Linked DNA regions of Homo sapiens: region 1 is linked to region 2. Evidence: read pairs that join two places in POLR2A ChIA-PET (ENCODE). Cell type or tissue: PC-9. All regions are shown on one strand. Each heading gives the region's core, and the rest is flanking DNA. Links, peaks and the distances in the headings are about the cores only. Region 1 overlaps MCU (mitochondrial calcium uniporter). Region 2 overlaps MICU1 (mitochondrial calcium uptake 1).

Region 1 (5,000 bases), core at 1-5,000, 120 kb before region 2:
TATTTATAAACCTTAACTATTAAAATACGGGCTGAGATGTCAACATCACAGCTATCAGCACTCAACATTTCTTTTCTCAAGACAATTAAAAATCCACATTTCCTTGTTTAGCATAAACTTTCTAGAAAGGCTCTTTGTTTTTCTGCCCCATTTTATCTAAAACAAATAGCACAAATCAGAGGAAAAGAGTCTTTTCTAACATTTGTTCAATCTAAAAGCTAAATCCAGCATGTAGGATATACTTACTTTATTGCTATACCATGATTGGCTCTCTTCTTCACTCCAGGAGGCTATTTTTGATTTGTTGGACATATAAGTAAGGAAGAAAGAGTGGGAGCAATTTCTCAGAGCCCCCAGGATACTTATTAAGTTTACTCCAACTTCCCCTTCACCTTCCCCAAATAAATTCTTCTTAATTACTATAATTATTAGTTTTGTTATATTTACAGAATTTGAAAGCTTTTTCCAGTGGTTTTTACTTAGACTGTAACTCTGTTCCCAGTGTCCAGTCTAGGTTTTCTCATTCGTTTAAAATATTTATCCAGCTACATTAACTCCCAAAAGCCTGTAAGTCCTAAAGACTACTAAAGCAGCAATTGTACCTGAAGATAACCGCAACAATACCACTGCTCATCCCTGCTCCCATGCCAACTTAAAAGCAGAAAGAATACGGAGTTCCTAGGAATATAAGAAACAGCTTGTTGCCCTGGTGCCTATACAGCTCACTCTTGAACTTCAAGTCAAAGGTAAGAAACAGAAAAAGGGGAAATAGGCTGGGCATGGTGGCTCATACCTGAAATCCCAGCACTTTGGGAGTTGGGGCGGTGAGGATCACTTAAGGCCAGGAGTTCAAGACCAGCCTGACCGACATGGTGAAACCCCATCTCTACTAAAAACACAAAAACTAGCCAGGCATAGTGGTGCGCACCTGCAGTCCCAGCTACTTGGGAGGCTGAGGCACAAGAATCACTTGAACCCAGGAGGTGGAAGTTGCAGTGAGCTGAGATCGCACCATGTCAATCCAACCCAGGCAATAGAGCAAGATACCATCTCTGAAAAAAAAAAAAAAGGAAAGAAAAAGGGGAAATAACGCGCCAACTTTCCTTCTAAGGAATTCATACATGGCTGCTTCCCTTACCCCCTCTCTTTACATTTCAAATTATCGACCCAATACAACTAGACTATATGCTCTTTAAAGTCTGGGGCCCAGGCCTAGCAATGGGCATTTTACACAGAAGGTACAGAATAATAATTTTTTGAAACAAGTATTTCTTGAATTGAGGTTTCTGCTCATCTATTATTACCACTTTTATTCCTATAATGTTAAAGTTTCTGCTATTAACATTAGTGACTTCTGTTCTTTCTTCCTGACCTCAAAGACACTACCATATCCAAGAATGAAAACTCATGACTGGAGAATTTGAACTACACAACTACTATGGTATCAACAACCGCTATAGTATCAAACTGAAGTTTAGAGAAAGCAAGTTAAGAGTCATATTCAAGAAAAATGTCTGTGGCCATTTAGAGTTTAAACCACAATTCATATACCCCACACGCTTCACTAACAAGACTAGAAAGCTTTTGGGAACACTGTAGTGAAGTATCAACAGTCTTACATAAACTTTTTTTAAACATTGAAAGCGACCAGCCTGTGAAAGCTCTTTTAGCAAATGCTAACACATTTTTCCTAGCACTACCATCTCAAACACCAAACAGCTTTATGTTGACAGCACGCAACAATGTCCAAGATTGTCCACCATTTAGACTGCTAAATGCCTGGCCTAAAAAATCATCAAAAGGGCACTATTGAGCTAAGGCAAAGGAAGCATATTAATAAATCTCTTTACTGACAAAATGTTACAGATTTGTTAAGTACATGAGAGAACTACAGCATTTAAATAATCAAAATCCTAAGCAAACATTTACTAAGATAATAATGGCAGGAGGAGGTGTGGCTCAGTTTCTGTTTACGATCTATTTACTAAAGCAGCTTAGCAACATTTATCCTAAACATACCCAGGATGCAAGTGTTGGTCATAATCCTTCTTTCCTAATAAGCATAAAGGGCCAACCCTTGGTCTCTGGGGGATATAACAGAACCATCTGGGGAAAAACAAAAGATGTCTGGGTTAGAAGGAAATATTTTCCTAAGAATGCAACAATTTTTTCCACTCTCACTTCCTTTTAGGACTAAACCTTTAGACAGGGGTACTAGGCAGCAGCAGTCAGGGCCTTACTGTCTAGTTATCTGATAATCCAAACCTTGGAGATGAAGGTAAATCTGAGCATGCAGAATGATCTGTAACAGCCCAGCTAACTTTCACTGTCACCAGCCAGATCAACTACAGAAAAGAATAAAGGCTAATGAAGCAAATCAGTCTTCCAATGGCAAAAAAAAATCCATATATCCAACGTCCATGAATACACAAATCTGTCAATAGAGGGTTTTAAACACTTAAATTGTTTATAGTAATTTACTAAGTTACTTTTGAAAAATTGTAAAGTATTAATTTGTGTTGATTTGCAAAACGAGAATATTTTTTGCATCAATGTCACTAGCCAAGAAACAAGTGTTTACAACTGTTTTAATAGAGCAATATATACTCATTGTAGAAACTAAAATTAAATACAGAAGTACATAACATGGGAAATGACAGTCTCCTATCCCATCCCCTAGAGACAACCACTATTAACACTTTAAACCCCAGTATTCTGCAATGTTCTATGATTACCAAATATTAATATCAAGGTTGAAGATCCACAAAGATATTCTATATAATTAGGCACCTTCTCCACTCCTGTACCCAACTAGTGAAACTAAAATAGTCTACAATGTCCCTGCCAAGTGTTCATCCAGCTTCTGCTTGAACAAATCTTGTGACATAGATCTGATTACCTCCCAAGGCAGTCCACTCTACCTTACAACAGCTTTATTCTAATACTGAGTGGCTAGTTACCTTCCCATTAGATCATTCTGGTTTCTCTCTTGAATATGCCTTTGTTTTTAAATGTTTACCATTAAAATAAGGTACCTAGACATGAACACAATACTTTGGGACAATCATAGTCCTCATTCTGGACACCATGCTTCTATTAATAGAGCCCAGATAATACTGTGGACTCATGATGAACATGCTGTCAAGTGAAACCCTCCAGGTATTTTTCATATTACCTGCTATTAAACCACATCACATCCATCTACAATAACACTAACTTTTTAGATCATATATGGGATTTTGCACTTATCAATGTTTAATACGTTTTAATCAATTCAGTCAATTCTTTCAGTCTGATAACTATTTTCAATCTCTAGTCTGAAAAAAAACCCAACACACTTTAACAATACAACTTATTTTCATTGCCAGTTCCAGGTCATATATGGGTTTGCAAAGCAAGTCATTAATATTCCATCCATGTCATTAATAAAAATGCTGAACACTGAAATACTACTCAGCTATCAAAAAAAAAAAATTCTGATACATGATACAACACAGACGAATTTTTTTTTTTTTTTGAGACAATCTCACTCTGTCACCCAGCCTGCACTGCGGTGGCCCGATCACAGCCCACTGAAGCCTCAACCTCCTGAGCTCAGGCAATCCAGCCTCAGCCTCCCTAGTAGCTGGGACTACGGGTATGCACCACCACACCCAGCTAATTTTTTTAAAATTATTCGTAGAGACGGGGTCACACCTGTAATGCCAATACTTTGGGAGGCTGAGGTGGGAGAATAGCTTGAGCCAGGAGTTCAAGACTAGCCTGGGCAACATAGTGAGACCTGTCTCCACAAAAAAAAAAATTTTTTTAATAGCTAGGCATGGTGTCACACGCCTTTGGTCCTAGCTACTTGGGAGGCAGAGGTGGGAGGATTGCTTGAGCCTGGGAGGTCAAGGCTGCGGTGAGCCATGATCAGGCCACCAAGCTCCAGCCTGGGTGACAGAGTGACCCTGTCTCAAAAAAACAGTGATTGTTTGTAAGGAAATTATTAAAACCTTGGTTCAATATCCAATATCTTAACTTTAAATTTTCAAATACTTCAAAACTAGTAAGTATTACTATGCCTAAAGCACAGTGCAGTCCAACGGAATATGTGAGCCACATATATAATTTTAACTAGGCCAGTAGTCACATTAATAAGAAAAAGATAAAATTAATTTTAGTAACATTTTACTTAACACAATATATAGGAAATATTATTTCAACACAAAAATAATCCAATGTATATTTTGTATTTGCAGTACATAGTAGTTTGGACTACACACACCTCAAGTCACATGTGGCCAGTGACTAAATGTCCATTTTAGATCTGAGTAAAGCAAGGAATTTCTTTCTTTCTTTTTTAGAAACAGGATCTTGCTCCATCACCCAGGCAGGAGTGCAGTGGCTCAATCATAGCTCACTGCAGCCTCAAACTCCTGGCCTCAAGGGATCCTCCTGCCTCAGCCTCCCAAAGTGCTAGAATTACAGGTGTGAGCAAACGCACCCAATCAGGAATTTCTTTTGTAGTATTCATCAGTTTTTATAGATTCTGCCTCTAGTTCTTACTTGTAATTTCCAATTAACATAATTATTATTTACTCTGAGGAGTTTTTCTTTCCTTCTTGGACCACATTCCCTTTAAAGCTTCTGTTAACAGACTCCTACTATAATTTTCTGAATTTTAAAAAATATTACTTTTAAAATAATTTTTCCAAATTTTCTCCAATAAGCATATTGTACCATCATAATAAAAAGTTAATTCTTTAAAACAAACAAACAAAAAAAGCAGGCCCAGGTTTACTTTATCTACCTTCTGTGAAATTAAACTACCAGAAAGGCTTGTCAAGACTGAGTAGATGCTGCAAGTTAAGCTATATAAGATTATCTAAATGTTCTTTAAAAAAATATATATATATATATATATATATGAAACATATATATCGGGTACCACCAACAGAGTACTCGTTATGTGCCAAGCACTGCCATAAATGCTTTTCACACATTGGTTCATTTTATAT
Region 2 (11,696 bases), core at 4,112-9,111:
TCCCTTCTCCCGTCCCGGGAGAACTTCTCCCAGTGCCGGGTTCGCAACTTGGCGCCGACGCCCCCCTCCTCACAGGCGACTGGGACACTCTGGTAGCCTTGACTGGCTCTCCTGGAATTTGTGGATGTGGTTAGAAGTGGGTGCGGGAGTTCACAGATGGATTTCTAATACGGAGAAATATTAACCACTGAATCGAAATAAGTGGAAAATCAGTGAGGACTCAAAGGAGAAATACAAAGTGCAGGCTACTCGGACTGTTCAGTTTTTATCTTTTCCAGCGCCTTCCCGTTTTCATTACGTTCTCCCTGTTTTGTTTTCACCGTCGCATTCTGGCCGGCCATAGGCTGTTTTGAGAAAGAGCTAGATGTTATTGACTCTATGTGAATGTTGGGAGAACAGTTTAAAACAAACTGTTCTTCAAGTTGCCTTCTCTGTAATCTTATGGTTGATGGTTTCTTTACCTTCCAATTTTCCATGTCTTAAAAAATACGGTGGCCATTAGTAAATATAAGTAGAATAAATATCTTATAGCTAAGGGACTAGAGTAAAATATTTTATTTTTCCTGTGGTACCTTAGAAACGCCCATTTTCTTCCTATTTATCAATAAATGTTTCTATCTCACTTGTTTGGGTGGCTTCTTTGATATGCCTTTGTTTATATTAGAACATCCCTTTGGGGCACGTAGGGAAGTGATCGAGCAGTATAAGAAAGGAGTTTGCATTTCATGAGGTGAAACAAGTTCGGTGTGGATAGCTGTAGGAGAGTTTAGGTTTCATTGGACCATATGACAAATAATAAACGTCAGTATCTTGAGACAAAGGTGTTGGCCAGAATGACCCACCTACTGTGTTTCTGGTGTGGACCAGGTAATGAGCTTTTTGAATATTGCCTTATCCTAAAAACTTTAGAACCCATTGCCACTTGTCTGTAGGAAGGTGGCTTTTGCCTCCAGCTACTCTTTGTCCCAATCCTTGGTTTGTCCCTGATTGTCTCTTCCACTTAAGAACATCACTCTGGCTACCTAATATATCAAGCAAGTGTCTCTGACATCTTCTGAGTGTCCTTACTGAGAGCCATAAAACATAATATTAACAAAAAGTGAATATTCTGGAGTGGCTTGTGTGCCTGAGGAGAAAGGGAAAGAATGATAGAAACTAATAGAAGCTAATAAATGCAAGAGAACAAAAGTGTTTATTGCTGTCTTCCTTTATATTTACTATATTCAGTAGATTGTTTACATTCCTAAGAAGTGCATCTTGAGACTAACTTTCCTGTGTTTAAGAATAAAACAGGCTGGGTGTGGTGTCTCAGGCCCATAATCCCAGCAATTTGGGAGGCCGGGTGGATCCCTTGAATCTAGGAGTTTGAGACCAGCCTGGGCAATATGGCAAGACCATCTCTACAAAACACAAAAATTAGCTGGGCGCATGCCTGTAGTCCTGGCTACTTGGGAGGCTGAGACAGGAGGATGGCTTGAGCCCTCGAGGTTGAGGCTGCAGTGAGCTGTGATCGTACCATTGCACTCCAGCTTGGGCGACAGAGCGATACCCTGTCTCTTAAAACAACAACAAAAGAATAAAACGATATGAAATTTCTCCATAATGCAATATTATGCAAAATAATTATAATTGAAATATTTAACTGACCAACTCCTTCAGATCTTATGCTATTCAGAGTTATAGGACTAATATAATTGATAAAGCTTTTTTAAACCCAATTTTGCCACCTTCAGTCTTTAAAGTTAGCTTTATCTCTTGAGCCATTTTTACAATGGCTGCAGCACTTGCTGAACATTAACCATTTTTTCCATATGCAGTTGTTTAGTGTATCCCTTTTAAAATAAGAACCAGTTTTTAATTAATTAATTAATTAATTAAATGGAGATGGGGTTCAGCCATTTTGCCGAGGCTGGTCCTTTTGTTGAGGGGTGGGGACGGAGTCTCATTCTGTTGCCCAGGCTGGAGTGCAGTGGTGTGATCTCGGCTCACTGCAACCTCTGCCTCCTGGGTTCAAGCAATTCTCCTGCTTCAGCCTCCGAAGTAGCTGGAACTACAGGCGCGGCACCACATCTGGCTAATTTTTGTATTTTTAGTAGAGATGGGGTTTTACATGTTGGCCAGGCTAGTCTCGAACTCCTGACGACCTCAGGTGATCCACCTGCCTCGGCCTCCCAAAATGCTGGGATTACAGGCCTGAGCCACCACACCTGGCCTACCCAGGCTAGTCTTGGAACTCCCAGACTCAAGCGATCCTCCCGCCTTGGCCTCCCAAAGTTCTGGGATTGCAGGTACAAGCCACCATGCCTAGCCACTAGAACCAGTTTTTTTAAAAAGGTTTACTCAACTGTTTTTTCCACACATATTTTCTTTTTCTTTCTTTTCTTTTCTTTTTTTCTTTCTTCTCCCTTTCTTTCTCCCTCCCCTCCCCTTCCCTTTTCTTTTCTTGTCTTTTTTTTTTTTTTTTTTTTTGAGACGGAGTCTCGCTCTGTCTTGTCTTTTTGACAGAGTTTCACTCTCGTTGCCAAGGCTACAGTGCAATGGCGCGATTTTGGCTCACTGCAACCTCTGCCTCCGGGGTTCAAGTGATTCTTCTGCCTCATCCTCGTAAGTAGCTGGGATTACAGGAGCGTGCGCCACCACGCCCGGCTAATTTTTGTATTGTTAGTAAAGATGGGGTTTTACTATGTTGGCCAGGCTGGTCTCGAACCCCTGACCTCAAGTGATCCGCCCGCCTCAGCCTCCCAAATTGCTGGGATTAGAGGTGTGAGCCACTGTACCTGGCCTCCCACTCATAATTTAAAAATGAAAATATTGTAATAGCTTTATTTTGTGCCAGGAGAAGAAGGTGATTGTTTTTAGATGGATATTCTATGTGCTTTGGTAAATTATGAGAAAATTGTTAATACTTTTAAGATATTGAAATATGAATAAGCATGTTTGAGAAGAAAACACGGGCAATATTTTTAAACATTTTAAATTTCCTATTATTGAAGTAATATGCTTATTTTTGGAAAATGGAAACATTATCGAAAATACAATATTGAAAGTCAAAGTCCTAATTTATCTTTTCTCTTACTACCAGGTAACCACTAGTTCCCTTTGCATATTTGGGATTCAGTGTGGAAAAGTAAGGCTTTGGAGTCAGATTCCCTGGGAAAGATTGTAATACCAGCACTAGGCTTACTTCCTTCAACCTCAGAAACCCAAGAAGAAAGAGAATTTCCCTTTCTCTACAGTTCCAGCGCACCACTGTATGGTAGTTTCATTGACCTGACTTGGGTCTTTGCCCATCCTAGAGGCAGTCCCTGTGGCCAGAGTGATGGAATGCTTTGTGTGGCTAGGCTTGGAATTTGTCCCTATCCTGGAGTGGGAAGGAGAGGAATATAGTTTGAAACCATTTGAGTTAAGGGTGGGTGACAGTTCCTAAAGAAAAATTGAGGTGATGCTTTCTGGAGAAGAGCAATTGGTTGCTGGACAGGCAAAAACAACAGATGTTCACTAAAATAATTTTCATGTTTTTTTTTTTTTTTTAATTAAGAGAACTTGGGGCCGGGCGCGGTGGCTCACGCTTGTAATCCCAGCACTTTGGGAGGCTGAGGCCGGCAGATCACGAGGTCAGGAGATCGAGACCATCCTGGCTAACATGGTGAAACCCCGTTTCTACTAAAAAAACAAACATACAAAAAATTAGCCGAGTGTGGTGGCAGGCGCCTGTAGTCCCAGCTACTCCGGGGAGGCTGAGGCAGGAGAATGGCGTGAACCTGGGAGGCAGAGCTTGCAGTGAGCTGAGATCGTGCCACTGCACTCCAGCCTGGGCGACAGAGCAAGATTCTGGCTCAATAAATAAATAAATAAATAAGAGAACTTGGTTTCCTTTTGCAATATAAAAAATTGTATTTACAGTTTATGTGTTGATTTTTTTCTATTTTTAATGCCTATTATAATCACTTAAAGAACTTGAAAAAATTTACACTCTTCCAGTGTGTGTATCTGTACTGTTATTACATGTTTAGTACCCCTGCTCTGGAATATTCAGGTTTTATAACTTTAAATATATTATGTATTAGCCAGCTTGTTAAAATAAATTCTTGATATTTTTATTGCTTTGGGTGAACTTGATTAGTAACTGCAGTTAATAAATAGTAAATAAAAATGTTTTAAATATTTAAATACATGTTGTGGATATGATTAAATACTTGGTTCTTTTCATTGTTTTATGTTTAAAAATCTGTTAGTATAGAAACCACTTTATTTTTTTATTATTATTATTATTTTTTGAGACGGAGTTTTACACTTGTCGCCCAGGCTGGAGTGCAATGGCGCGTTCTTGGCTCACTGCAACCTCCGCCTCTTGGGTTCAAGCAATTCTCCTGCCTCAGCCTCCCAAGTAGCTGGGATTACAGGCACCTACCACCACGGCTGGCTATTTTTTTTTTGTATTTTAAGTAGAGATGGGGTTTCACCATGTTGGTCAGTCTGGTCTCGAACTCCTGACCTCAGGTGATCTGCTAGCCAAAGTGCTGGGATTATAGGCGTGAGCCACTGCGCCCATCCAAAACCACTTTATTTTGAACGTGGTATGTAAAATAAATTACCATAATTATAACTAATTGCTATTACTGGGTGTTAACTTTAAAATTATAATTAACACTAGTTTTGTATCTTTATGCCTTATTCTGGTGGTTCATCATTAAAACAATTTTTTTTTCTGTAGAAACGGGGTCTCACTATGTTGCCCAGGGTGGTCTCAATCTCCTGGGTTCAAGCATTCCGCCTGCCTTGGCTTCCCAAAATATGGGGATTACAGGCATGAGCCACCATGCCTGGCCAATCATGCTTTAAGAGCACGATAGAGTGGATACCTGTAGATAAGATACCTGTGGGTAAAACAGGTAACAGAATGTCAGTTGAAAAAGCAAAAAAAGGTAGCTGTGGAATTGGACAACTGTGAGAAGTGATTGACATTAAATATAATTAATAACCTGTCGTTGAAAAGTTAAATATTGCCACATCGTGGGAGAGGTGTTTTAGTTCTGTTTATGAGGCAAGAAATGGCTAGAAGTAGACTCAGCTTTTTTCCCCCAAACTAACAGGGTGATCAATTTTTTGCAGATCATAAATGTTTCCTAGACTAATATTAAGTTCAAGATGGGTTTTACTATGAGAAAATTGAAACTTTAGTGTAATATTTGAAAAAGATATCCTCAACAGTTAAGGATACAAATAATGCTTGCATTTCTCTTCAAAGTGATTTAATGTTGCTTATTTAAAACTTGAAGTGCTTGGCCAGGTGCAGTGGCTCATGCCTGTAATCCCAGTACTTTGGGAGGCTGAGGCAGGAGAATCACTTGAGGTCAGGAGTTCGAAACCAGCCTGGGCAACGTGGTGAAACCCTGTCTCTACTAAAAATACAAAAAATTAGCCAGGCATGGTAGCACACTCCTGTAATCCCAGCTGCTTGGGAGGCTGAGGCATGAGAATTGCCTGAACCCGGGAGGCGGAGGTTGCAGTGAGCCAAGATGGCACTACTGTACACCAGCCTGGGCGACAGAGTGAGACTCCATCTCAAAAACAACAAAAACTTCAAGTGCCTATTCTAATAACCTTGCTTGGACAGTTAATTTGGATTTGGTGTCTGTTATAAGCAAAAATTTATAATTTAGATTTTGCTTTTTAAAGTTTGTTCTTTGAGTATGGGAATTAGCAAGCTGTTTTTTTCCTTTTTTTTAAAAAAAGTAAACATGAATACTTTGCCTACCATCCTAATAAGATTGAATCAGCACTGTAATATAGCACAAAAGGGTATTAGAATCTAGCTCTAATGTATCCTCCTCCCCTTTTTATTCGTTTTCACATGTTCTAGTCAGAATGAGACACTTTTTCCTCCCCATGTTCACCATGTGTTTTTGTGTCTTTATGCCTTTACATGGCTATTTGTTGTACCTGGAATGCCTCTCCACCGTTCTGCCATCTCCCAACTGGTGAGCTGCCGTTCATCGTTAAACTAGATTAATGAATTATTGTTCAGTATGTAGAACCTCCCTCTACCCTCAGGTGGTTATTTTCCTTCTTGGTTCTCGTAATTTACTTTCCTTGTTGGTTCTCATAATTTATCTGTTTAAAGTAGTCTTCTCACTTTGTGGAGCAATTGTATGTATTGTCTTAGATTGAGTGATTCTTGATGCCAGAAACTGGGTCTTATTCATCATCATATCCTGAGTACATAACAGAGTCTTTGTCACAAATATGTAAGCTCAGAGCATGTTTGGTGAATAAATGAGTAAATAAGATATTTTATCTGTTTTATTTATTTATTTAGTTTTTTGAGACGGAGTCTTGACCTGTTGCCCAGGCTGGAGTGCAGTGGCACAATCTCGGCTCACTGCAAACCCCGCCTCCTGGGTTCACACCGTTCTCCTGCCTCAGCCTCCCGAGTAGCTGGGACTACAGGTGCCTGCCACCATGCCTGGCTAATTTTTTTGTATTTTTAGTAGAGACAGGGTTTCACCGTGTTAGCCAGGATGGTCTCAATCTCCTGACCTTGTGATCCACCTGCCTCAGCCTCCCAAAGTGCTGGGATTACAGGTGTGAGCCACCGGGCCTGGCTAATATTTCATTTGTTTTAAAAGTCAGAATAGAAAAAAGATATAATCCAATAAAGTAAGTCTGTACTTTGTAACCTTTATCAGTCTGATATATTTAGAGAATTTATCTGGACACATCTAGAAAATTCCATCCACATATTCTACCACATATCAACAAACAGGTTTCTAATATGTATCAAGACATTGAAAGGAGAGATGAAAATACATTCTGTTCTTCAAGGACCTTACAGCCTAGTGGGGAAAACAGACAGATGAACTGATAATTACAATTTAAATTTAAGCTCATTAAAAATAAAGAAAACAAAAAATTCAGTTTCTCTTAGTTTTTTTAGACATATTTCAGATGCCCAGTACTCACATATGGGTAGTGGCTATTGTATTGAACAGCACAGATACAAAATATTTCTGTCATCACAACATGTTCTACTTGACAAGAGCTGTGATAGAACATTATAATTAAATGAATCTGCATTCTCTAGTTTGAGATGATAGTTTCATTTCAACCAAGTTTCTTGTGCTTTTTCTATTAAAATTCTCTTTTAGATTCGAAAGTTGTATTTCTTAAAATTTTAAGCAGATTTTATTGTAATATATTTCAAATAAAGTAGCATTATTATTTTTTTCAGGTCTTTGACCTGTAATAGCATTTAAATTAAGCAATCTTCGAATTTGATTTTCAATTTAAGCATTGATATTATCTGATATTTTATGCTAATAAGTTGTGAGATGGTATTGAAGCATAATGGTTAAGTGCAATGCCATTGGGAGCTAGGGGCAGTGGCACACACCTGTCATGTCAGCTATTCTGGAGGCTGAGGTGGGAGGATTGCTTGACCCCAGGAATTCAAGACCAGCCTGGGCCACATAGTGAGACCTCATTTCAAAAAAATAATAAAGGTATGCAATTATTTTTAGAAAACAATGTGTTTGTGATCAGAGAAACCTGCCTCTGCCATGCTATAACCTTAGGCAAACTGGTAGTTTTTTTTTTTTTTTTTGAGACAGAGTCTGGCTCTGTTGACCAGGCTGGAGTGCAGTGGCATGATCTCGGCTCACTGCAGCCTCCACCTCCCAGGCTCAAGCGAATCTCCTGCCTCAGCCTCCCTAGTAGCTGGGATTTACAGGCATGCGCCACCACTCCTGGCTAATTTTTATATTTTTAGTAGAGATGGGGTTTTACCATGTTGGCCAGGCTGGTCTCTAACTCCTGACCTCAAGTAATCTGCCCACCTTGGCCTCCCAAAGTGCAAGGATTACAGGCGTAAGCCACTGCGGCCAGCCTAGGCAAACATTTTAACAGATTCTAGCTTTGCTGGTTTTTTGTTGTTGTTTTGAGTTGGGGTCTCGTGCTGTCACCCAGGCTGGAGTGCAGTAGTGTGACCACAGCTTACTGCACCTTCAAACTCCTGGGCTCAAGCAATCCTTCCATCTCAACCTCCTGAGCAGCTAGGACTATAGGTGTGTGCCACCACACTTGGCTAATTTTTAACTTTTTTGTAGAGACATGGTCTTGATATGTTGCACAGGCTGGTTTCAAACTCCTGGCCTTAAGTGACCCTGCCGCCTCGGCCTCCCAAAATTCTGGGATTTTATTTTTAGTAGAGACAGGGTTTCTACATTACAGGTGTCAGCCCCCATGCCCAGCAAGCTTTGGTGTTCTTATCAGTGAAATGGGAGTAATAATAATATTTACCCCAAAGGATTACTGAGGACTAAATAAGGTAATGGATATCAGGTACTTAGCATAGTACCCCTCACAGAGTAGTGTTTATTAAATGCTAGCATTAAAAAGAGTTTAAACTATCAGTTCAATTTTTTTTAAATTGAGGAAATTGGAGTATGGACTGGTGTTAGATCATACTAAGGGATGGTTAAATTTGTTGAGTACAACTGACATGATTATGTGGGAAAAAAGTCCATATTTTTGGAGAGACATACCAAAATATATAGCAGTGAAATGATATAATATTTGAGTTGCCTTAAAATAATTCAGAGAAAGAGATGAATAAAAGGGACAAAAAAAACTGGTCTTCTATTTCTGGTGAAGAAGTAGTAACAGGGTTACCTTCTTGCCTGAAACAGCTAAAAAAGCAGACAAAAATGTGTAAAACAGTGGTTGTCTAGATTTTGAACATTGTGCAGCAAAGGAGAGTAATCCCTGAAAGATAGGAAAGAAATGAGATGAGGTCTATGATTGCTCTGGCTTGCTGCCTAGACAGTTTTCCAGCTGCAGAACAGGGACAGGGAACCCAGACAGAGCACAATAGTTTCCCTTAATTGAGGGAGTCTGGGGAGGCCAAAGCATCTGGAGTTTGCAGGGCAGAAAACTGGAAATAGCTGCAGAGAGGGAGAACTTCAGAGAACTACAGAGGATCCGTCTCAAGTATTCTGCTGAGAACTGATCAGTGGATGTATGTGAGGAAACTTTCTGAGGCTAGGAAGATAATCACTTGAAAAGATCAGATAAAACAATACTTGCCGAATTAGGAATAGTGTGTTTTTTTTTTTTTTTTCCCACCAACCAGAGTGGAAACCATCTTTATAGGTCATTATGTAGAGTCTTTTTTTTTTTTTTTTTAGATGGAGTTTCGCTCTTGTTGCCCAGGCTGGAGTGCAATGGTGTGACCTCGGCTCACCACAACCTCTGCCTCCCAGGTTCAAGTGATTCTCCTGCCTCAGCCTCCCAAGTAGCTGGGATTACAGGCGTGCACCACCATGCCTGGCTAATTTTGTATTTTTAGTAGAGACGGAGTTTCTGTGTAGAGTCTCTTAAGGGTTTTGCCCTAACAGTGGGTAAATTAGCCTTGAACTAAATGCTTCTCCAGCCCAGGCTGACAAAGCTTAAAAGCAAGACCTGAAAGGGCCAAAACTGTTCCCTACTAATTTAATCATGGCCCAGAAGAAAGCTCAAAAATAATTATAGGAATACAAGAAAGCACACAAGGTAAAATTCACAATGTCTGGCATCCAATCAGAAATTACTAGGCATGCAAAGAAGTAGGAAAACGTGACTCATACTGATGAGAAGAAAATTAGAAACCAAAACAGAAGTGACACAGATGATAGAATTAGTAAAGAGGGATTTAAAACAGTTTTCATAAGCATATTCTATATGCTCAAGAAACTAGTAGAAAGATTGAACATGTTTTTTTTTGTTTTTTGTTTTTTGTTTTTTTGAGACGGAGTCTCGCTCTGTCGCCCAGGCTGGAGTGCAGTGGCACAATCTCGGCTCACTGCCAGCTCCGCCTCCCGGGTTCACGCCATTCTCCTGCCTCAGCCTTCCAAGTAGCTGGGACTACAGGTGCATGCCGCACGCCCGGCTAATTTTTTGTATTTTTAGTAGAGACAGGGTTTCACTGTGTTAGCCAGGATGGTCTCGATCTCCTGACCTTGTGATCCACCCTCCTCGGCCTCCCAAAGTGCTGGGATTACAGGCGTGATGAGCCACCGCGCCTGGCCAAGACTGAACATGTTAAATAGAGACATGGAAGGTATAAAAAAACTCAAACTGAACTTTCGGAGATGGAAACTATAATGTCTGAGATGAAAAATACATTTAATGGGATTAATGGCAGATTAGACATCAGAGAAAAAAGCCTAAGACAAGACTCATGAAATATAGAAAATAATCTATGCAGAATTCTTGCCAAAAATACTTAATTTGACTGTGATCTAACCTTTAGATGTAACTTCCAGTTTACAGGAAAAAAAAGGAATAGAGAAAGATTTAATACCACAGCACAGTGTGCTGTGGTGCTGTTGCTCACACCTGTAATCCCAGCACTTTGGGAGGCCAAGGCGGGAAGATTGCTTGAGGTCAGGAGTTCAAGACTAGCCTGGCCAAAGTGGTGAAACCCTGTCTGTAGTAAAAATACAAAAATTAGCTGGGCATGGTGGCACATGTCTGTAATTCCAATTACTGGGGAGGCTGAGGCACAAGTATCACTTGAGCCCAGGAGGCAGAGGTTGCGGTGAGCCAAGATCATGCCACTGCACTCTAGCCTAGGCAACAGAGTGAGACTGAGACTCCATCTCAAAACAAACAAACAAACAAACAAACAAACACAAAACCACACCACAAGGAAGCAATCAGACAAATCCGCAGTATGAAAAATGCTGCAATATATTTGCCCTTTTCAGAAATTAAGGTTGTGCTGTGATTGTACAACATGGTGAATGTATATGCCACTGAATTGTATGCTTAAAAGTGGTCAAAATCGTCAATTTTCTGTTATGTATATTTTAGCACAGCTTAAATATTTACCATTTTAATAATTTTTAATGTACAGTGGCATTAAGTACATTCACATTGTTACACAACCATCACTAGCATTCATTTCCAAAACTACTTCCCAAACTGAAACCCCATACTCATTAAATGCTCATTCCTCATTTCCCTCTCCCTGAAACCTCTGGCATCCATCATTCTACTTTCTGTCTCTATGATTTGACTATGCTAGGTGCCTCATGTAAGTGAAATCACAAAGTATTTGCCTTTTTTGGATTGGCTTGTTTCCCTTAGCATAGTATCCTTCAGGTTCATCCATGTTGTAGCATATGCTAGAATTTCCTTCCTTTTGAAGGTGAAATGACATGATGAAATTTTGCCATGATTAAGAAAAAATAAAGGCTGAATAATATTCCTTGTATGTATGTGTCACATTTTATCCATTCATCCATCAGTGGACACTTGGGTTGCTTCCACCATTTGGCTGTTGTGCACAATGCTGCTTTGAGCATGGCTGTACAAATATCTATTCAGGTTCCTCCTTTAAATTCCTTTGGAAATACACCTAGAAGTGGAATTGCTGGATCATATGGTAATTCTATGTTTAATTTTTTGAGGAGCTGCCATACTTTTTCTGTAGTGCCTGCACTATTTTATATTCCTATCAGCAGTGTACAAGGGTTTCATTTTCTACACATCCTTGTCAACACTTGTTTTTTTTTTAAAATTTAAGTAATAGCCATTTGAATGAGTATGGGTACATTTTATATTATGTGTTTTTGTTTTATTTTTGGGGATGGAGTTTTGTTCTTGTTGCCCAGGCTGGAGTGCAATGGTGTAATCTCAGCTCACTGCAACCTCTG

What was found. ChIA-PET counts read pairs that join two places held together with the same protein. Peaks named below come from ENCODE experiments on the same cell type or tissue, not always from the same donor. Only the 100,000 strongest peaks of a DNase experiment are listed, where the experiment ranks them.
Region 1: POLR2A ChIA-PET joins it to region 2 with 5 read pairs; 5 of 35 experiments call an interaction of 5 or more read pairs at or near these places.

The regions. Positions count from the first base shown.
Region 1 is chr10:72,733,591-72,738,590 of GRCh38, reverse strand. All of the region lies in intron 1 of MCU (mitochondrial calcium uniporter), which reads right to left. Among named protein-coding and RNA genes, the nearest start is that of MIR4676, 15 kb to the right of the region's middle. In PC-9, for the core only: no CTCF peak of the experiment used is centred there; a DNase peak (open chromatin) is centred at 2,030; H3K27ac peaks cover 2,368 bases.
Region 2 is chr10:72,614,074-72,625,769 of GRCh38, reverse strand. The region is part of intron 1 of MICU1 (mitochondrial calcium uptake 1); the gene reads left to right. Among named protein-coding and RNA genes, the nearest start is that of MICU1, 6.2 kb to the left of the region's middle. In PC-9, for the core only: no CTCF peak of the experiment used is centred there; no DNase peak of the experiment used is centred there.